2 separate regions of the Mus musculus genome follow, and region 1 is linked to region 2. Evidence: chromatin loops called from intact Hi-C (ENCODE). Cell type or tissue: left cerebral cortex. All regions are shown on one strand. Each heading gives the region's core, and the rest is flanking DNA. Links, peaks and the distances in the headings are about the cores only.

Region 1 (11,116 bases), core at 2,775-7,774, 61 kb after region 2:
GTTATTAGAGAATATAGGGATATTTATGTGACTTACATTAAATGTCCGTTAGACTAGCGGTTCTCAACCTGTGGGTTACGACCCCATTGGGGGGGGGTGTCACATATCACATATCCTGCATATCAGATATTTACATTACAATTCATGACGGTGGCCAAATTTGTTATTGTTGTTGTTTTGACAGTGGCCAAATTACAGTTATGAAGTAGCAATGAAATAATTCTGTGGTTGGGTTCACCACCGCATGAGGAACTGCACTGGGTCACATTAGGAAGGTTGAGAACTACTGAGCTACAGTGCTGGTCTGACGGAGCTGCCCACACATCCTGTACAGATCTCCAGAATGGCAGCGAGCTTAACCCTTCCAGTAAAACTAGAGAATGTGGGCAGAAAAGATTCGACAGTTTTCTTAGGAAAGATTGCAGTTCCTCTATGGGTGTTAGAATGTGCGCGCATGTGTGTGTGTGTGAGTGTATGTGCACGTGTGAGTGTGCATGTGACCTTACTTGTACTCTGCCCCTCTCCTAGAGATATTACTCTCAAGTGTACAAAAATTCATATTGATAATACCTTAAGCTAGACTTGGTAGTGAACATCTTTAATCTCAGCACTCTGGAGTTGAAGGCAAGTGGATCTTTGTAAGTTTGAGGCCAGCTAGTCTATATAGCAAGTTCCTAAACAGCCAGGGCTACATAGAAAGACCCTGTCTCAAAACCAACCAACCAAACAAACAAACCCAAGCCAAACCAAACCAAATAAACAAAACTTCCAAACAATACCTTAACAAAACCTCAATGAAACATGCGTACCCCAGAAACCCTTGACATCTTGCCTGTATCAACCCAGTCCTTCACTCCTAAGTGAAGGGACTCAAGCCAGCCCGAGCATGGCAAACATGGCCCTGGCAAAAGCTCATTAGAGTCTATTCCTAAAGCCAGTTCCCAAGGTCTATTTCTGTATTTGGCCACTTCCTCCTCCTGACACTTACCACCAAGGTCCAGCTATTAACGTATTGAAGACCAGCAATCAAAAGCCCCCTTTGCCCCACCTAATTAACATACCCAATTAAAATTAAACACCTCATCCTAGGAAGGGATTTCCCCTTTTAGCTTTCTAAACCACCATTTGCCTATGGGCCACATCTGTCTCCTCTTTATCCAGAGGCAGTCTCCCTTGTGGACAAGTATCCCTTGCTCCTCTCCCTTGCTCCTTTCTCCTTCTCTCTCATCCCCTGCCTCTTGTCTTTGTCTCTCATCCCCTGCCCTCTGTCTCTCTGGGGCAAATAAATCGCCTTTGTGCTGAGAACGTGGTCTTGCGTGTCCTGAGCCTATACTGACCATTCCTTTTACTAAGGATAACTGGTGTACAGCCAAGGGTTAGGAGGTGCGTGCCCTAAGGAAATCACTGCACAAAAGACCGGGATACAACAAATCAATTGACTACTGACCCAGGAGAAAAACAGAGCTAACTCACTGTTTAAATTAGTCTTCTCAGAAGTCCTTAAGATACGGCAGTCAAGACGGGAAAAACTGTGTAAGATCCGAGAAAGGAAGTGAATGGGTGACTGAAATGAGAAGTAATTTTGAAGAATTGGAAGAAAAAGTATAAAAGTGCTCACCTGGGAGGAGCATTTGATTAGTAGGAGTTTTTGGAAGCAAAGCAAAGCAAAGCAAAGCAAAGCAAAGCAAAGCAAAGCAAAGCAAAGCAAAGCAAAGCAAAACCACATAAAAATCAGGAAGCCGTGGAGATGGCTCAGTGGGTAGACACTGAGTCTGACATCAGTTAGATACCTGAGACCCACAGTGTGGACAGAGACAACCTCCTCCTGTGAGTTGTCCTGTGACCCGCAACACACATACCATGTCATGCACATGTGCACATACAAATAAATGTAATTTAAGAATTTAAAGCAACTTTTATAAAGTCCATAAACATAGAAAGATATATTAGACTAACTAAAGATATTTTCCCAAATTTAAAGAAATAGGCAGGCTGGAGAGATGGCTCAGCGGGTAAGAGCACTGACTGCTCTTCCAAAAGGTCCTGAGTTCAAATCCCAGAAACCACATGGTGGCTCACAACCACTTATAATGAGATCTGAGGGAGAAAATCAAAAAAAAACTTCTGGAGAGAAATAGCTGGTAACTTATCAAGGTGGGGGGCACACATGGGCATTGAGCTTTGTATTAACACTGGCAGGAGACAATGAAATAAAGCCTCCACAATTCTGAAGAAGAAAGATGCATCACCTTGTAGGTAAAATTCTATATAGCCAGAGTACGGTGAAGCTTAAAACAAGCAGGAGACACTCGGAAAAATAAACTGACATCCCCATCCCTTTCTCAAAAAGCTCCTGGAGGACGGGCTCCAGACAGATGAAAATACGCCTGGGCGTTGGAGTGTCGGGCAATATGACCCAATATGCAAAGAAAAGAAGCATTAAGACTGTTGAAAGCAGTGTGAACTCACCCTAAAACAAGCAAACAAAAACAAAGAAAGGAGGAAAGGAAATGAAGGAAAAGAGGAGAGGAAGGGAGGGAGGGAGGGAGAATTATCTTCTTTTTCTTTGTCTTTTTCTTTGTCTTTTTCTTTTTCTTTTTCGGTTTTTGGTTTTTCGAGACAGGGTTTCTCTGTATAGCCCTGGCTGTCCCGGAACTCACTTTGTAGACCAGGCTGGCCTCGAACTCAGAAATCCACCTGCCTCTGCCTCCCAAGTGCTGGGATTAAAGGTGTACGCCACCACTGCCCGGCTAGAATTATTTTCAATGTGCTTAGAGCAGAAGCTGATTGATCACACACGCACACGCACACGCACACGCACACACACACAGTGCTACCTCCACACCAAAGAATGTAATAGATGGGTGTATTAGCAGCAAAGGAGTAGAGATCACAGGTTTGTCAGACAGCCTGACTCCCTGGATTTGTTGTTAGTGGTGACTAATAACTCTTTTCCTGGTCAGACTGCATGCTCCAGCTGCAGCGTCCTCCTCCTCCTCCTCCTCAACTTGGCTCTTCTCTTCAGGATGGGTCGTCTGGATTGGCCCCCTTTCCCGATGGCCTAGCAACTCTTATTCTTAACATCCCCAGCTCAGTTGCCATCTCTGCCAGAAGCATTCTGAAGCAGCTGGCTGGCTGCCCTGGAAAGACCACCTATCTCTCTGTGTGCATTCCTTTATCACTGCGTGCTCATAAGGATGAGAACGGCCCCCATAGATTCATATATTTGAATGTTTGGTCTGAAGTTGGTAGAAGTGTTTGGGAAGGATCAGGGGGTGTGGCCTTGTTAGAGGAGGTTTCAAAAGCCCTTGCCAGTTCTTTCTCTCTCTGCCTCCTGCTTGTGGATCAGATGTAAACTCTCAGTTACTGCTCCACCTCCATGCCTGCCTAGCTGCTGGCATAATCTCTGCCAAAATGGTCATGGACTCTAATCCTCTGGAAGAGTGAGCCCCGGATTAAATGCTTTCTTTTGTAAGCTGCCTTGGTCTGAGTATCTTATCCCAGCAGTAGAGAAGTAACTAAGAAACACAGCTTGATCACCACTCTGCTGTGAAATCTTGCCCTGTCCTGTTCTGTCTTGTCCTGTTCCCCTCTCCCACAAGCCATGAGCAGACAGCCCTGTTCGCCTCTGTTCTCTAGTACCCAGTGCAACACCCAGGGTTGAAAGGAGCACTGGGGTTCCTTCACTTTCATTCCAGTGCTGGCTGGGAAGCTGTTGATTTAAAAACCTCTGCCAAGGCGGGGGGGTTGGGGGGCTGGGGAGATGGCTCAGTGGTTAAGAGCACCAACTGCTCTTATGAAGGTCGTGAGTTCAAATCCCAGCAACCACATGGTGGCTCACAACCATCTCTAATGAGATCTGACGCTCTCTTCTGGTGTCTGAAGACAGCTACAGTGTACTTACATATAATTAATAAATAAATCTTAAATTAAAAGAAAAAACCCAAACCTCTGCCAAAAAGAATAAGTAAATAAATAAGTAAATAAATAACATTTTTCAGGGTCCCATTCCCTCTGGAGCTGAGGTTAAATTATGACCTTCATCCTGTTCTCTGGTTTCCCTTTGAGACACAGAAGGAAGTTTCTGCCCCCTACTGCATTATGGGTCTTCCAGCACGATTCATAACCAAGGACTTCCCCCTGGAGGCTCAGTCAGAGGCTGGGCTGAGCCAGCTCTTTCTGCAGAAACTTGATAACATCAGAACAGAAGGGTTCCGGGCAGCAGACTGCCCTTGTGTGACTGGAGAGCTGGAGGTCCCCTCTTTCTCTGAAAGCTTGCTTGCTCTCCCCCCTTCAGTACCCCGTGCTTCTATCATTTGAGTTCAAACCATCAGAGATTCCCAAGAAATGTCTCAAAGTGGCAATCTCAACTTAGAAGACAGACTCTGGTGGGTCTAGCCTGAGCCAGGGTTCCATCCCCGTCCAACTCAGTTCTTGGTCTTACTTACACACATGGCTGCCAGGGGCCTATTCCAGTGAAGGGAGACCCAAGAACACGTGCTCTCAAAAGTGTCACTGGAGGAAGTAAAGAAAGAGGCAGAAAAGAAATAGAGTTTTTATTTAGGGGTTACATGCCTTTTTTTTAAAAGAGAGCTTTAAAAAAAGATTTATGTATTATTATATGTAATAAGTACACTGTAAGCTGTCTTTAGACACACCAAAAGAGAGTGTCAGATCTCATTATGAGTGGTTGTGAGCCACCATGTGGTTGCTGGGATTTGAACTCAGGACCTTCAGAAGAACAGTCAGTGCTCTTAACCACTGAGCCATCTCTCCAGCCCCAGGGCATATGCTTTAAAAAAAAAGTCTTAAAAGTAAGGAGTCAGCTTTTGGGGTCTCACCAAGTGCCCAGCAGTCCTGCTGAACCAATTCTGCACTGAGAAATCTGAAGGACAGAAGACGAAAATCTAACAGCTGGGGGGGGGGGGTGTCACAAAGAGCCTAAGGTGGCATCAGAAAGAAAGGGGAGGGAGATGTAGAGCCACACGTCCAAAACATATTTACATATTGCGTGGGAGAGGCAAAGAGGGAGGAAGGGGAAGGCCTGGACTCACCTATTCTTTGTCCAACCCTCGAAGCCTGAACACATTCCTGGTGGAACTTTCCATCAAGACTGGCTTTAGGGGAGCCCAGGATGTGGAAGAGCTGGCTCGGAGAACCAGAATCTGAGAGTTGTTGCCAGGGACCTGGTCCTACTTGGCCACTGATAAACTGTAATATCTTAAGATGCCCCAGTGACCTCATCCCTGGGTGGCAATATGCCTCTGTTTCTGGGGTTACCTGGCAGCTTCTGGTACAATCACGGGGGTTGCGAAGGCCGGGGTGTCTCCTCTCCAGCAGCTCTGCACACTGCAGGACTGTCAGTCTGCACAGTGAATATCCCAGCTGCCTCTGAGATATTCACTGGCATCCTGCAGCCATTCTCCATGCAGGAAGGTTGAAGCCTATGGTTTCTGTTACCAGTGTTTAGGGTAACCGGCAAACTGGGAATGAAGCAAATCTCATCAAGAGTGGGATAATTCCAGACTGCTGTGGGACTGGAAATCTGCCAAATTTGCCTGCAGGCAAAGAGGCCCAAAGAGCTCCAAATATCTCTATACTAAAAGACAGAGGGGAGGAGGAAAAGAAACAGTGTGAGGGGGACGATCATGGGAAAGAAGAAAAAGCTCTTGAAATAGGACACAAATAAAATAAACTGCCGGTCATGATGGTTTACACCTTTAATCCCAGCTCTCAAGAGGCAGAGGCAAAGATCTCTGTGAGTCTGAGGCCAGCCTGGTCTACATATCAGATGGTGAGTTCTAGGACAGTGGGTACTATGTGGAGAGACTCTATCTCAAGAGATCAAGAGAGAGAGGAGAGAGGGGTGGGGAGGAGAGAGAGAGAGAGAGAGAGAGAGAGAGAGAGAGAGAGAGAGAGGGAGGGAGGGAGGAGGAGGAGGAAGAAGAAGAGGAGGAGGAGGAAGAAGAGGAGGAGGAGCAGGGGGGGAGGAGGAGGGGAGGGAGGAGGAGGGGGGGAGGAGGAGGAGAGGAGGGGGGAGGAGGAGGAGGAGGAGGAGGAGAAATGGATATGTGTCTGGGTGTTTTCATCCATGTATGTGAACACCATTTCCATACCTGGTACTTATGGAAGAGAGAGGTCACCATCAGATCCCCTGGAACTGGTGTTACAGAGAGTTGTAAGCTGTCATGTGGGTGCTAGGAATGGAAGAACCCTGGTTCTCTGGAAGAGCAGCCTTAGTCAGCTGAGCCTTATCTCCAGCCCAGACAAACCAATTCTTTTAACTTCTGAGAACCAGGCAGAGACTACCAAGCTCCAAACTCACCTCCCTGGGTCTCCACATACTAATGAAGCGGCTACTTTCTATGCTCAGATAAAAATCTCAAGGCGTCGGAGGTCAAATGTCAGCAATTAGAAGGATGTTGAAACTCCTTGCAGGACCAGTATTAAAAGAAGACACTGAGAGTCGGACTGTCTCTGGTCCATGTCTGTGAATGCACGGAAAAGTCAGAAGAATTTTCACCTTGTCTTGGCTCACTTTCTGGTGCTGTAACAGTATACCCAACACTGGGCGATTTATAAAGAAAAGAAGTTTATTTAGCTCATATTTCTGGAGGCTGGGAGTCCAAGATGAGATGCCTGTTGCCAGGGAGGACCTGCGCTGTCTTGTAACCTGATGGTAAGGTGGATGGGCAGGTAAAGGCATGCCAAGAGACAGGACTGTACAGCGGATGGGTTTTGTAACAGCCAATTCAGTACCAAGAGCAAAACCTCGTTCTTGTTCTTGTGAGAATGGCCCCATTTCCAACTTTTTGTAATTGACACTTTGATTATTATTATTGTTGTTGTTGTTGTTTTAAGGAACAAGGTTTGCACAACAAAAGCTTGTGAACCTGATAGTCCTTGTAGATCTAGACCTTTGGGTATAGAATTTAGCATTGCAATACATAGCAACAGACCGAACCTCAACAGTTTTTCAAGTCAGGATTTCTCTGTGTAGCCCTGGCTGTCCTGGAACTCACTCTGTAGACCAGGCTGGCCTCTAACTCAGGAGTCTGCCTGCCTCTGCCTCCCAGAGCGCTGGGATTGAAGGTGTGCGCCACCACCCTAGCAACTTTATTATTATTTTAATGACTCAACTACTTCTTAAACCTCCCACCTCCGACACTATGCCAAAGGCAATGGGACTTCAACAGACATTTCAGAGACAGACCACATTCAAAGCACAGCCTCCTGCTTACAAGGAAGAACGGCCGATCTAGAGTCAGACAGACCAAATCAAATCACAGTGCCTTCATTTGTTAATCATGTGACTTTGGACAAATTATTGAAATTTTCAGCGCTTTAGTCTTCTTTTCTAAACATGACGTTGTTGTGGGGGCATGTGGTGTGGAACATTCCATAAATCTACACTTTGGGTGTAGTTGTGAGCCATAGTTACTGCTATCATTAGTAGGACAGCATACAACATCCTTATCATCTGTGTGTGCCTCAAGGGCAGGGCCTCAGGATGTGAACCGGGCCGGGCCCCTAGTTGTGGTGGAACAGGGCACACTTGCTGATGGGAGTAGAGCACACTTAGAAGGTGCTTCTTTCTGACTTTTCCAGCTCCATTTATCATCGTGTATGTGCACACATTTACATATGTGCTTTTAGATCATTGGAAATTTCCAATATTGCATAACTGACCTCAAAAATCAAACACCGGCTTCCAGAAGTTACGTCAGCCACCATTCATAGAGAATCTTTTCTCCCAGGTCCCATTCAAGCACGTTACAATCAGAGTCTTGTGTGAGGCTCACGGCCCCCGGGCAGGTGGGGCGTGGTAGAGGACTCCATTTTATGTAAGTGGAAGCTGGGCTTGCTCAACATTGTGCCATGTCAAGAAAGATGAACTTAATACTGTGAATACAGTCGGGGTACAGCCTGTATCTGGGGTGAAGAATGCCGAGGACAACAGCCGAGATGATGTCCTGGTATGACTTACTGGGCTGATTGCTATTGTGTGTTTTCACGCTGGTAAATGATCTGGTGGTTAAATACTCTGGATTTAGTATCTGGTAAGATACCATAGGGCGACATTGATTTCCACTTCCTGTTGTTGTCCATTTCCTGTCTTCCAGGTGGAGACAGGCTCTGCAGCCTCCGCAGTGACAGACTGGGAAGCTTGTGACTGTCGGAGGGACATGGAGAGTGTCCCACCGGTGCCCCTGCTCCTCCAGGCCCACCTCACTTTCTCAGCTTCTTTGCCAACTGCACAGGGTGAGGAGGGAGAGTTTGGGGGAAACCCCTCTTCTGGTTCAGGTTGCCCTTTGTTCTTCGTAAAGCCCACTGCAAGCCTACTCCTTCAGAACCCTAGATTTTAGTTTGTTTTCTTCTCTCTTTTATGAATCAGCACAGAATTAACCTCAGTGGGATAAGGACCCTTCTAGAATACAGATCTTACTAGGGCCCGTTGCTCCTGGGCCTACAGACTTCTCCACCTTCAGGTTCCTGCCCCATCAAGGGCACAGACCTATGTTTTCTTCAGCCCAGGCCCTCACCAATCAGCCCTTCCTGTCTCCAGGATCCTGTTCCATCCCAAAGATGACCTGAAGAGCCCTCATAGTCAACATACACTATCACGAAGGGGAGAGGCTAGGGGAAAACTGTGGTCCGTCCTGCCCCCAACTCACCTTTCATGAGGCTTACTCTCCACAGGGGCCCTACAGGAGCTAAGCCTCTCTCCCCACCCTACACCAGGCACAGCACCAGTCCCAGGCAAGCAAATGGAGCCACAGTTTTTGTAGTGCCAACGGAATCCAGAAGTGCTTTACCAAGGTCACTAGGCAGGAGGGTGAGGCTAGGATTGGCAAGGGAAAAGGACAGCCATTTTGTTACCACCCTGTATCCAGAACAGGTTTGTAGCCAGAAAAAGGGAGCAGCCTAGTGAGGTACAGAGACCTGAGGAGTGCTCAGAACCCCCAAGAGAGACTGTGTAAGCTGGTTTCAGTCCCAGCCTCACTCCTAATCTCAGCATAGGACAGATTCACTGATGACAATGGCAGAGAAAGGACAAACAGAATGTTTTAGAAACACTAAAAACTGTCTCCAGTAAAGACTTGGGCCAGAATAAACCCTGGTTATTTTGTTAATCCCAGAGTCTATCAGAGTGTCAGAGACATCATGTGACTTGCCTGGATTTCTGCTGAAGATTTTTTTTTCTCTTACCACAATCCCTATGTAAGCTACTGCAAAGATGTTGAGAGTTGAACAATACACAAACTCTAAACAAATAAATACCATCCATTGTTTTAGTATCTCGATGGTGATCGGTTTGGCCACGAGTTCAAGCCTAGGCACTAGTGGACATAGGCTCAGAACAGACTAGAGGGGATTCAACTACATGAGGCTCTCATGGGGGGCCAGGTGTAGAGGCACTGACGACCTGTGACCACACACAGGGTCTCAGTTCCACTCTTAACGAGCAGAAGTTCCAAATCAACCTCAAAGGGCTTTCTAGCCCTGTTCCTAGAGCTGCTGTCCCACGATTCTGAAACTCACTGTGGTGGGGGCGGAGGAGCCTAGGAGACCACTATCAACTGCTTCCTCCGCCCCCTACCCCCCATCAGCTTGCCCACCTTTATCCATGCCACAGTTGCCAGAGCCCTGCTTGTAGAAGGAACCTTATAGGCTGAGAAGTCAGCTTGGACCCACAGTCAGGAGCCTGGTGTCCTGGGAGAGATGCAAGCATAAACATTAGAAGTCTGCCGTAAGAGGGAGGAAGAGGGTGGGGGCTATCCCAGTACACACCTAGAGAGTCAGTTTGGGTGCCAGACCATCCATTGCAGGAGACATGAAAGCAACCTGGTCTGAGGCCCCAGGGCCTCAGCCTGCTGCACAGTGTAAGCCTTCATCTCCCAGGCTCCTTGCCAGGGAAGTGTGACCACACAATAAGTTTTAAGTCAGTGCCACATGAACAGTTCAGAAGTACCAGGGGGAATCCTGGCCTGTATCAGAAGCAATGATGGAAAGAGCCTGGACTCCCCCTCCCAAATCACCCATCTACCAAATGACAGTGCCTCTATGTACCACTGCAGACATGAAAAGAGAGATGCATAAAGCCACCTCCGTGGTGCCTATCTGTGGCGGCAACTGGAATCTCCCTCATTTCAACCAAGTAGGAGTGGGGAATAAAAATATCTTTTTCATTTAAAATATATCAATAAGAGCCATCCCCATCAGGATGGGGCTGCTGGGAGCTGAAACAGAATCAAACTCTACTGTCCAGCTGCTGTGCGGCCTTTGGAAACTCAGCCTGCCTGAATCTTGCTTTTCTTGGTTGCAAAATGAAGATAAGCTATCTCTTCTGAGATGGCTAATATTGTCAATTGGACAGGATCTAGATCTGCCTACAAGACAAGCTTTGGGCCCTAGATTAGATTAGCCTCTCCGGCAGTATCTAGATTGTGTTCCCGGAGGTGGTTGGTTGGTACAGTTCTATGGGCTGGGGTCCTGGGCTGAATAAAGAGAAGAAAAGCTGAGAACAGCACCCACCCCTCTCTGATTTCTGACTGTGGCTGCAGCGTGATGGACTGCAGCCTTGATTCCCCCACAGGGTTGGACAATACAGGTCTGTGAGCCATGGCCACAGGAAAAGCGACTCGGCTCCCCTGCTAGTGGCTGGGGGTGGCACAGTGTGTGTGTGTGTGTGTGTGTGTGTGTGTGTGTGTGTGTTAAATCCCGAAGGCATGCTGGGCGTGGTGGTGCACACCTTTAATCCCAGCACTCAGGAGGCAGAGGCAGGCAGATTTCTGAGTTCGAGGCCAGCCTGATCTACAGAGTGAGTTCCAGTACAGCCAGGGCTATACAGAGAAACAAAAAAATCCCGAAGGCATGATGACAACCCCCCCCCCCCCCCCCCCGGCAGATGAAGGACAGAGAGATGGAGCAATTAGCTTGATACAAAAACGTCTGGGAGTGGAAGGCCAAAGCAGAAACCTCCTCCTACTTCAGGAGAAACACTGCCTTTAGCATTTGGAAAGGTGTGCTTGGTGGACTTCAGCAGTCAGGACCCTAAACAAAAACCAAATGCGGCTCCTCTGTGAGAACGTGGGCTCTCAGCGCCACTACTCAG
Region 2 (11,116 bases), core at 2,968-7,967:
GATTAAAGGCGTGAGCCACCACCACCCGGCAATATAAAACATTTTACAATCTTAAAAAATTCCACAGCCTTAAAAATTCAAACACTTTAAATGTCATTGTCTCTTTTAAAATATCCAGTCTCCGGGACAGTGATGGCACATTCCTTTAATCCTCATATTTGAGAGGCAGAGGCAGGAGGATCTTTGTGAGTTCAAGGCCAGCCTAGTCTACACAGCAAGTTCTAAGACAGCCAGGGCTACACAAAGAAAAAAAAAAAACAAAAACAAAAAACCCAGTCTCTTTTAAATCCAAATCCTCTGTAAAACCTCAAAGTATATTATTATTATTATTATTATTATTATTATTATTCCTTCTTTGGTTTTTCAGGACAGGATTTCTGTATAAGCTTATCTGTCCTGGAACTGGCTTTGTAGATCAGATTGGTCCTGAAATCACAGAGATCCACCTGCCTCTGCTTCCTGGGTGCCTCCATACCCTGCCTTTAACAAATATCTTTGTTAAAAGTTTAAAGTCTCTTGGCTTTGGGCTCCTGTAAAATAAAAAACAAATCAAATGCTTTCTTACCAGGGCACGATCACAGCCTGAACAAAGCAAAACCAAACACCAACAGCGTAAATAACTCGTGTCCAATATCCAGGATTCACCTACAGTCTTCTAACTCCTCCGAAGGGTTTGGGTTACTTCTCTGGCCCTGCCCTCTGCAGCACGCACAGCTTGTCTTCTAGGCTCCAGCTGGCTCCACTCCACCACTGATGCTGTCCTTGGTGGTCATTCCATGGCACCGGCATCTCCAAAATACCGGGACTTCTGCAACTGGACTAATGCACTTTCACCAGTAGCCTCTCCTGGACCTTCATGGTGCCAAGCCTCAACGTCTCTGCATGAGTCCTTTAACCACCTTCACCAGTGGCCTTTCCTGGCCTCTCACAGTGCCAAGCCTCAGCTGCTCTCCATGACCCCCTCACGTCTTTAAAACCAGTACCACCCGGGTGACTCTTACACTACCAAATTTGGCTGTCTACTCAAGGCAAAACCTTGGCGACCTCTGGAACACAGCTCCTGTGTGCTGACTTTCAGGACACTCATTTCCAGAAGATTCCGCTTTAGTAGTACTGACCTATTCTGTTTGTTTTTTAATTTATTTTACATATATGAGTACACTATAGCTTGCCATGGACTCGGCCCAGTCAGCCCCCCTCAGTCTGTGGGAATCAGGGGTTCCGGCAGATGGGCATAGAGTCGGCAGAAATTGGGGTGACAAATAGACTGGACACAAGGGAGTGTGCTGGATCTGAATGTAATTTGTCAAATCATTTGTCTAATCAAGCATCAAACTTTTTACACAGAAGAAAATAGGGAAGTTAGGTGACACAATGACAAGGTACAATGAGGTTACATAAAACAGAGGAATGCAAACATGAAGGACTGGCAGGAACCAGCTGAGATAAAATTCAGTGTTAACAACTGGGAATCAAAAGCAGCTCCACCTAAGGTCAGCTTAATCTTAGAAGTCAGGGGCAAGGGCTTCATGCCCTTGCCATAGTTCCTATTCTAGTCTATTGTATAGTCCACCTCCTCCTTGGGCCATAGTAAATACGGGTGTAACTCAGCTATCTATAGTTCTAAGTATCTACTCTGGTTCCTCCTTAGATCACAAACTTCCTTCTTCCCAGATAATGGTAAATTCCTGTGTAGGGCAGTAATTTAGCTATCCATGCCCAGGGTCGGATTAAGGACTGCCTAGAATCTAATTTAGCTATATGTCAAAAACATCAGTCCTTAGGAGCACTTATAATAAAGCAATATTAAGGGAAAGCACACAGATCCCATTACCAACTAAAGCAAGGACACTGGAGCATTCATTCTACAGGATGCTATGGTTCCAGGAGACTAAGTTTCTGTGAACTTTTCACCTTGGGACAGTGCCCAGGTTTTGGGGGCCTGTCGCGCTTGTCACTACTGAAGTGGATGTAGCAATAGCTGTCCTCAAACACATCAGAAGATGGTTGTGAGCCACGATATGGGTGCTGGGAACTGAACTCAGGACCTCTGGAAGAGCAGTCAGTGCCCTTAACCTCTGAACCATCTCTCTGCTAGTTTCATGGCTCCAGTTAACCAACATCAATTGTCTCAGTTTTATTTCGATGGTGCTGGTCTCTTGTAATTAGTTGACAATTTGGATCCAGCTGACTAGCACAGAGTCTTAATTCAAAATAGCAAATATGCAGCTGGTGGGGGTGTGGGAGTGGCACATGTCTTTAATCCCAGCACTCTCGGGAGGCAGAGGCAGAGGCAGAGGCAGAGGCAGAGGCAGAGGCAGAGGCAGAGGCAGAGGCAGAGGCAGAGGGAGAGGCAGAGGGAGAGGCAGAGGCAGAGGCAGAGGCAGAGGCAGAGGCAGAGGCAGAGGCAGAGGCAGAGGCAGAGGCAGAGGCAGAGGCAGAGGCAGAGGCAGAGGCAGAGAGGCAGAGGCAGAGGAGGCAGAGGCAGAGGCAGAGGCAGAGGCAGAGGCAGAGGCAGAGGCAGAGGCAGAGGCAGAGGCAGAGGCAGAGGCAGAGGAGGCAGAGGCAGAGGAGGCAGAGGAGGCAGAGGCAGAGGCAGAGGCAGAGGCAGAGGCAGAGGCAGAGGCAGAGGCAGAGGCAGAGGCAGAGGCAGAGAGGCAGAGGCAGAGGAGGCAGAGGCAGAGGCAGAGGCACAGAGAGGCAGAGGCACAGGCAGAGAGGCAGAGGCGCAGAGAGGCAGAGGCACAGGCAGAGAGGCAGAGGCGCAGAGAGGCAGAGGCAGAGGGATCTCTGTGAGTTTGAGGCCAATCTGGTCAGCAAAGCCAGTTCCAGGACAGCCATGGCTACATGGAGAAAGCTTGTCTTGGTATGCAGCAGGCCTGTAAAAGCTTTAATTCTCAAGCTTCCTTCCAAGCTTTTATAAGGCAGGCCACCATCACCTGCATTTCTCTCAACTCCTCTCCTCCAGGTTCCCACAGAACCACTCACCAAGTTTTGAACAATCCTGTTTTCTGGGGGGTTTTTTGTGTGTCTTTTCCACCCAAAGCTCCAAAGTCTTTCCACAGTTCTTCCAAAAACAACACGGTCATGCCTGTCATAGTCATGCCCCATGATCCTGGTACCAATTTCTGTCCTAATTAGGGTTACTGTTGTTGTGATAACACATACAGACCAAAAGCAACGAATGTGGAGTTTGTTTGGCTTACACTTGCACAACACTGTTCATCATGAGGGAAATCAGGGCAGGAGTGCAAGCAGGGCTGATCCTGGAGGCAGGAGCTAACCCAGGACCACCTGCCTCAGGATGGCATGACACACCATGGACTAGGCCCTCCTCCTTCCATCAATAATTAAGAAAATACCCTACAGGCTTGCCTGCTTGTAGGCGTTTTTCTAACTGAGGTTTCTTCCTCTTGGATGACTATAGCTTGAGTCAAGTTGATGTAAAACTAGCCAAGATGGGTTTTACAATAGGAATTGTGTATGTTAGAGGCAAATTTTGAGGACTAGACCAAGAAGCCACTGGGTTGATTTTGGCCAGAATGAGGCTCACATTTACTGAGAGGGTTGCTATTCTAAAGAGGATTAAGACCCTTTATCCTCCTTCTATTCACCACATAGTGCTGAGGTGTGGAAAGTCTTTTGGGGTACCACTTGGCAGGAGTCTGACATTGGCTAAGGGCAAAGAAGTGGGCTTCAGACAGGAATCTGACATTGTCCTAGGACAGGGAAGTAAGCTCAGGCAGGAATCTAACTTTAGGCTGTGATAGGAAAGTAGGATAAGGCAGGAATTTTAGTCTTAGGGTGGAACTAGGACTCAGGCAAGATTTTTGGGCTTGGAGGAGAAAGTGGGCTCAAATATTTCGGTCATTATGATAAGCCCTTTGTAACAACTATCAGGAGTAATCACAGGATTTAGCTTGCCCAAAATACTTGCATGTAATTAAAGTGGTATTAAAAAGTGGGTTGGAGCCGGGCGGTGGTGGCGCACGCCTTCAATCCCAGTACTTGGGAGGCAGAGACAGGCGGATTTCTGAGTTTGAGGCCAGCCTGGTCTACAAAGTGAGTTCCAGGACAGCCAAGACTATACAGAGAAACCCTGTCTCAACCACCCCCCCCAAAAAAAAGTGGGTTGGAAAATAAAAATTTGCCTTCAGTCTCAGAATTGACTGGGGTTACCCTACAATGTTGTGTGTCTTTTTTCTTTTTAATCCTCACTCCCATGCTGGAGAACCTGTTGACTGACTGAGCGGGCTTGGTCACTGAGGCCCGTGTCTGAAGGGGAAAAGAACACTGGCTTTCTTTCTTTTTTTTTTTTTTTTCTTTCAATTTTTTATTAGGTATTTTCTTCATTTACATTTCAAATGCTATCTTGAAAGTCCCCTATACCCTCTCCCTGCCCTGTTCCCCTACCTGCCCACTACCACTTCTTGGCCCTGGTGTTTCCCTGTACTAGGGCATATAAAGTTTGCAAGACCAAGGGGCCTCTCTTCCCAATGATGGCTGACTAGGCCATCTTCTGCTACATATGCAGCTAGAGACATGAGCTCTGGGGGGTACTGGTTAGTTCATATTGTTGTTCCATATAGGGCTGCAGATCCCTTCAGCTCCTTGGGTACTTTTTCTAGCTCCTCCATTGGGGGCCCTGTGTTCCATCCAATAGATGACTGTGAGCATCCACTTCTGTAGTTGCCAGGCACTGGCATAGCCTCACAAGAGACAGCTATATCAGGGTCCTTTCAGCAAAATCTTGCTGGCATATACAATAGTGTCTGCGTTTGGTGACTGATTATAGGATGGATCCCTGGGTGGGGCAGTCTCTGGATAGTCCATCCTTTCATCTCAGCTCCAAACTTTGTCTCTCTAACTCCTTCTTTGTTCCCTATTCTAAGGAGGAATGAAGTACCCACACGTTGGTCTTCCTTCTTCTTGATTTTCTTGTGTTTTGCAAATTATATCTTGGGTATTCTAAGTTTCTGGGCTAATATCCACTTATCAGTGAGTGCATATCAAGTGACTTCTTTTGTGATTGGGTTACCTCACTCAGGATGATATCCTCCAGATACATCCATTTGCCTAAGAATTTCATAAATTCATTGTTTTTAATAGCTGAGTAGTACTACATTGTATAAGTACCATACTTTCTTTATCCATTCCTCTGTTGAGGGACATCTGTGTTCTTTCCAGCTTCTGGCTATTATAAATAAGGCTGCTACGAACATAGTGGAGCATGTGTCCTTATTACCAGTTGGAACATCTTCTGGGTATATGCCCAGGAGAGGAATTGCTGGATCTTCTGGTAGTACCCAATTTTCTGAGAACTCCTCTTTCACGGTTCAGGTGTCACGGACCTGGACAAAGAGAGAAGATCCAGAAGGAGCTATGTGCAGGGAGTGAAAGCGGGGAAGTGCTTCTGTTCACCTGCCCATTGATCACACTCATGTCCGCATTTCAGTTGAGACTGAAATCACTAGGCAGCCACACATTTCAGATTGAGGTGACTCCTCACTGCCATAAAGGTCAAACACCCTGTGCTGACACAGCTCCCCCTCCCCCACCGACTTGAGTCATTGTGTCTGAATGACTGTGCTGACACAAACGGGCCTCAGCTGGTGAATCCAACGGACAGAAGAAGTGGGGCACGGGGCAGGGCAGCCTGGCAGAGCAGAGACACTGGGCACAGGGGTTTTCTCTGCTCTGTGACCAGAGAGCTAGCTGGTTGCTTGATGACTAGAGCCGAACACGACAGTACAGAAATTAGAGGACTTGCCATAGAGGAGGTATGGGATGAACTTTGACCCTCACATCAAATGTCTTCAAGGTGATATGTGGAGGCCAGGTGGAACCCCCAAACTGTTGAGAGCTTCCTGTCAATCATTTATGACTCCCTTTATAGTGAGCTTTGGGGGTGCCCAGAGAGGTGGAAGCTTACATCCAGAGATCACAACTGTGCACCCCACTCCTGGCAGAGCAAGGAAGGTATGACCATTGGCCGGAACTTCAATGGTCAGCTCAGCGTGAAACAGGGACCAAAAATTGGCACGTGCAGTTCTCCATCTTATCGCTAGGTGGCAGCACTACCTAGGTGCTGTCCCCGTGGTTCTGTGTACAATGTGGAGCTAGAGAACCTTCCTTAGCGTTTCAAGCCTGGCCCGAAGATCCCAGCTTTGGGGTCAGCGCAGGCCAGCCTGAGTCCTGTGTTCGCACTTAATTAACACGGGCAAACCAGGTAGCGTCTTTTGAGGCTGTTTCTGTATCTAAGATGAGGGTTACAACAGTTCCTGAAAACATCACGAAAAGAAAAATAGGGCCAAAAAGGATGCCACCGGCAGTCTCTGCCAACCCTCGGAGCACATTCACATCCCTCCCCCATTGCAGTTATTTTTATTATTTTGTCCTTCACACTCACCCCAATGCTCACTTCAAACAAGCATATGAAAGCATTTTGAGGTAGGGAGAGAGAGGGCAGGATTGCCATCACTCTGAAACTGTAAGTCCCTTCCCTCTACAGGCTGACTTGGTCATTATGTCTCATAACAGCAATAGAAAAGTCACTAATACAGAGGAGGGAAGAGGGACAGAGGGACAGAGGGACTAGGCCGGTGAAGAACAGCAGAGTCCCAGAATCTTCTGCAAGGGTGCACCTTCAACGACCTAAGGAGCTCCTCTTGACCCTTGTATTTGGTTTCGGATCAAGGACAAGAGACCCAAGTGTGGATCTTACATACCAAAGCAGACCTGGCCTCCAGATTCTCCCAGAATCCCTCAGTCTCTACCTGGCATACCCTGCCCCCAACCTTGAACTTTCTAGCCCAGGGTCTGGGCTTTGGCTGTCGTGTCCCCCCCCCCCCCCAATCTCTTCCCTGTAAAATCCAGACATTTTCATCTCTTTTTTTCCTACTCTCTCAAAATGTTGAAATGTCATTGCAAGTCACCTCAGGCCCTCTTTCTTATCTTCATTGAGTTTATTAATATTGAACTCCAGATTATAAAATGAGTAAAGTCTTTCTGACTTTGAGGGGTAAACTTGACGATAACCCTGCCTAAAAGAGCCACGGAACCCATGGGATATCTGGGTTGCAGTTTTTAAGACATTGGCATTCCCACTTGTGATCCGGCCAAGCTTTTTTTTTCTCACACTTGGCACTGCAGTATTTGGCGGTTCGGCACAGAGAACACCACACCATCTTTTCTTTCTTTTGCCAGGGCTTCAAAAAGGTTAAAAGTAGACAGCGGCAGCTGAGAATCATCTGTGATATGTTATTTGTCCGCTGCCAGGGAAATGAGCCAATTCAAGTCAGATTATATTATATTAAAGTGGGTTTATTGAGAAGCTGCTCTCGGGCAAATTCACTGGCTCCAAGGATTGAGGCCAGGGGAGTCGCCATGGTGAGGGATATGGGAGGATGCACAGGAACACACACACACACACACACACACACACACACACACACACACACACAGAGAGAGAGAGAGAGAGAGAGAGAGAGAGAGAGAGAGAGAGAGAGCAAAACGTTGGAAGGGAAGAGCCTGGGGAGGGGTAGGGGCAGTGTTGGAAAGTTCAAGGCAGGGTTTGCCAGGTAGGAACTGCGGGATGCTGGGAGAATCTGGAGACACAGTCTGCTTTGGTATGTAAAATGTGTACCTCTGTCCCATGTCTCTGGTCTGAAACCAAACGCCTTGAAGAGTAAAGCTTCCACTATATTCCAATAACGTCATCCTGGAGACCAAACCTTCAGTTGTAAAGCTCTGGGGTTTCAAATCCCCAGCCATTATTTAAAGGCAAGCAGCTGTATTTGGTGTAGGACGGACCAATGCGCCTGAAGCTAGAGGCTGAGCTCAGCTTGTTGTCATGGTTCCTGCTAGAAGCAGTAGTGGTTGTCCAGGTCGGCTAGCTGCTCTGGGGACTGGTGCATGGTTAGCAGAATGCCTGGCTTCTAGTAGGGCATAGGCATCCCAGAGCTCACTCAGGGAGCCCTGAGTGTCAGGACCCAGTGTCCCTCTATGGGAAACCCATATATAGCCACTATCTTTGGTTTGTTTTAAAGATTTGTTTATTTATTTAGTTCATGTATGTGGGTACACTGTACTGTCTTCAGACACACCAGAAGAGGGCGTCAGATCTCATTACAGATGGTTGGGAGCCACCATGTGGTTGCTGGGAATTGAACTCAGGACCTCTGGAAGAGCAGTCAGTGCTCTTAACTGCTGAGCCATGTCTCCAGCCCTGTCTTTTGGTTTATGACTTTGCTGGAACAATATGTTTAGCTCACAGATACAAGGGAAGGTACAGAAGGTAGCAGGAACCTGGACAGCTACACGAGTTCCCTGGTCAGGGCTCCTCCTGTGGTGGTGAACTGGCCTCACCCTTCCTTCTCTGAGAGCTTTCTCTTGAAGAGTCAAATTCCCAGGAGATGTTCTCATTGGCTCAGCCTGCATCACATGATTGCACCTTAATCAGATAAATCAAGCCCTCTTGATTATCCGTCCTTTGCCTAGAAGGAGGCAATTCTTTTTTAAAAGTTTATTAGCAAATTCATTATACATAATGGGGTTCATTAAGATAGCCTTATATGCATAATATAGTTTGATCATAATTACCCACCAGTACTATCTTTTGTCCCTCTCCTGTCACTGGTCACCTTCCTCTTTTTGAGGCAGTCCCTTTCTACTCTGTAGGTCTTTGGTGACTGCCTGAGGGCCTTCCCCAGTGGAGGGTCCTTGATGACGGGGCAGCCCGAAGAGGAGATAAGAGGAGGGGCGGGAGGAGTGAGTCAGGCGATGGTGTTCTGGGGAATCTGACAGCTCTGACTGACTAGCAGTCAGGTGCTTCTTTATATAGGTTTCACAGAACAAGGACAGACTAATGGTTATCTAAGAAATATAGATTATGGTTGATTTTTTTTGTTACATGTCCAAGGTTACAAGTTCAGTCACAATTAGAAAATACAAACAGAACCAGGTATTATTATTATTTTTAAAGATTTATTTATTATACATATAAGTACACTGTAGCTGACTTCAGACACACCAGAAGGGGGCATCAGATCTCATAACGGGTGCTTGTGAGCCACCATGTGGTTGCTGGGATTTGAACTCAGGACCTCCGGAAAAGTAGTCAGTGCTCTTCACCGCTGAGCCATCTCTCCAGCCCAGGTATTATTATTTTTATTATCAGCCCTATAACTTCAATTTAAAGAATCTAAAGAATGTCTCCTCCAAATCAAACACATTTATTATATGACAGCCTGCTTGGAGGTTGGCAGTGTTTGCAGTTTGAAAGCACTCCAGACAAACAGAAAATATCTGAATTGGTCTTTTTAGGAGTAACAAATACCAACGCCTAACTTCTTTTACTATATGTTTCATCATCCTTGCTATAAAGTAGGAAAGGTTTATTTTAGTCAATCTCTCTTATTTACTGAGTTCTTTTTCCCGGGAGTGTACCCTCTATGACCCCCTATCTTTACACTACATTTACAAAGAGCTCTAAGCTATAATTAAAAGAGACCTTAGTCTGTAACCTATTCTCCTGGCCAGTCAGAGTTTGTTATTGTCTCTGTTTACTCTCCACCAATTATACTGTTAGAGTTTGCTCAGGGGCAGACACCCCAAGAAGATTCCTGGAGTAATGGCCTCATCTAGCTATGTGCTTATCTGTGCTTATCTCCAGGGCATAAGGCAGACTTCCAAATAGAGCCAGATAAAGTTAATTCTAGGATTTTCCTAAAAAAGACCCAGACATAACTTTTTCAGGAAAAGACATAAAATGAATCATAACGCAGAAAGCCCCCAGGACTTCAACAGACAGAGACCAAAACCCAAAAGTTAGAGACAGAAGGACAGCGGGAAGGACAGCGGTTGGCTTATCTTTGCTGGGACTGTGTCAAGAAGCTGTGCTGGGGACTTCATGACTCTCACCATTTCTGGTGGATATGGCCAGGTCAAGGTGACCTAATGAATTTGGTTACTTACAGGAGTGTGGGTGGAGGGTTATTTACAGCAACATGGGCATCTTACCAGTGGCTACATCACTAAAGAAAGTGCTCCCCCAACCAATCACTAACTACTTACAGATCCTGGTGGCGGGTGTGTGTGTGTGTGTGTGTGTGTGTGTGTGTGTGTTGGGGTGGGGGTTCTTGAGCTCCAGCCTGCTGCTCCCTGACAACAGGGTGTTGACAGAGTCCGGAGAGTGCAACATGTTCTGCCCGGAAGACAGCATTCCCCGATACTCCACCCCTTCTTCTGGCTCTTGCCTTCTTTCTGCTTCCTCTTCTGCATTGCTCTCTGAGCCTTGGAGAAGATGGAATAGCTGGTCTATTTAGTACTGAGCAGTCAGTCAACCAAGCATCCTCATCCTTTGACCCGTTTATGGAGCTCAGCTGTTACCCCGGCCCACCGTGTTTTTGTTGCAGGATTTTCCCTGTTCAATCACATCAGGGCAACGGGAGGCCTGTGATTGGACAGGAAAAGGGAGACAGAGCAAAGAGATAAGGAGAGAGGATCGTCTCAGGGTAGGGAGAGGAGGGTCGATGGCTGCTGACCTGTAGCTGAGTGGCGTTTTCCAGCCACAAGTAGTTATGATTTCACAAGGTTAGAAATATTGGGATAAAGTTTTTTATCATTATCAATTGGCTTGAAATTATTGTATTGGCATCTTGTAAATGGTGATATCATTGATACATAAATCTGATTGGTTAATTAAGCTTTAAGAGTCTTGATTTTACTGGGTTACTGGGTCTTGTGATATGCAACCTCGAGGATGGTCGTTCTATTTGGTTTCTGGAGTGTGGGACCACCGGTCATAGGGGATTGTGACAGGGAGGGAACTAGTGGCTTGTGGGGACTAGCTCCAGAGAGTTGGCAGTGGCGGCAGGAGCGCAAGGGCATGATCTAACCTCCAGAGAGTTGGCAGGTTCATTTCTTAATATTTCCCACATCTTCTCATGCCAAAGCTGACAGCAGGAGTATTCTATTGGCACATACGTTATTTAACAGGCATTGTACATTATTTCCATTTAGTGAAATAACAGTACTTGCTTCCCTGCTAGGGCCCATGCCATTCCAGCCCTAGGCTTTTAAACAGGGATCGGTTCTCTTGATTATTACCGTAACA

Evidence for each region. A loop is a pair of places that touch in the nucleus more often than their neighbours do. Peaks named below come from ENCODE experiments on the same cell type or tissue, not always from the same donor. Only the 100,000 strongest peaks of a DNase experiment are listed, where the experiment ranks them.
Region 1: a loop joins it to region 2, with 2.3 times the contacts of the local background. A loop is called at or near these places in 7 of 42 quality-filtered maps.

What each region holds. Positions count from the first base shown.
Region 1 is chr12:85,663,310-85,674,425 of GRCm38, reverse strand. No RefSeq gene overlaps it. Among named protein-coding and RNA genes, the nearest start is that of Batf, 18 kb to the left of the region's middle. In left cerebral cortex, for the core only: no CTCF peak of the experiment used is centred there; a DNase peak (open chromatin) is centred at 5,539.
Region 2 is chr12:85,724,537-85,735,652 of GRCm38, reverse strand. No RefSeq gene overlaps it. Among named protein-coding and RNA genes, the nearest start is that of Flvcr2, 16 kb to the left of the region's middle. In left cerebral cortex, for the core only: a CTCF peak has its summit at 6,048 (motif pointing right); DNase peaks (open chromatin) are centred at 5,597 and 6,075.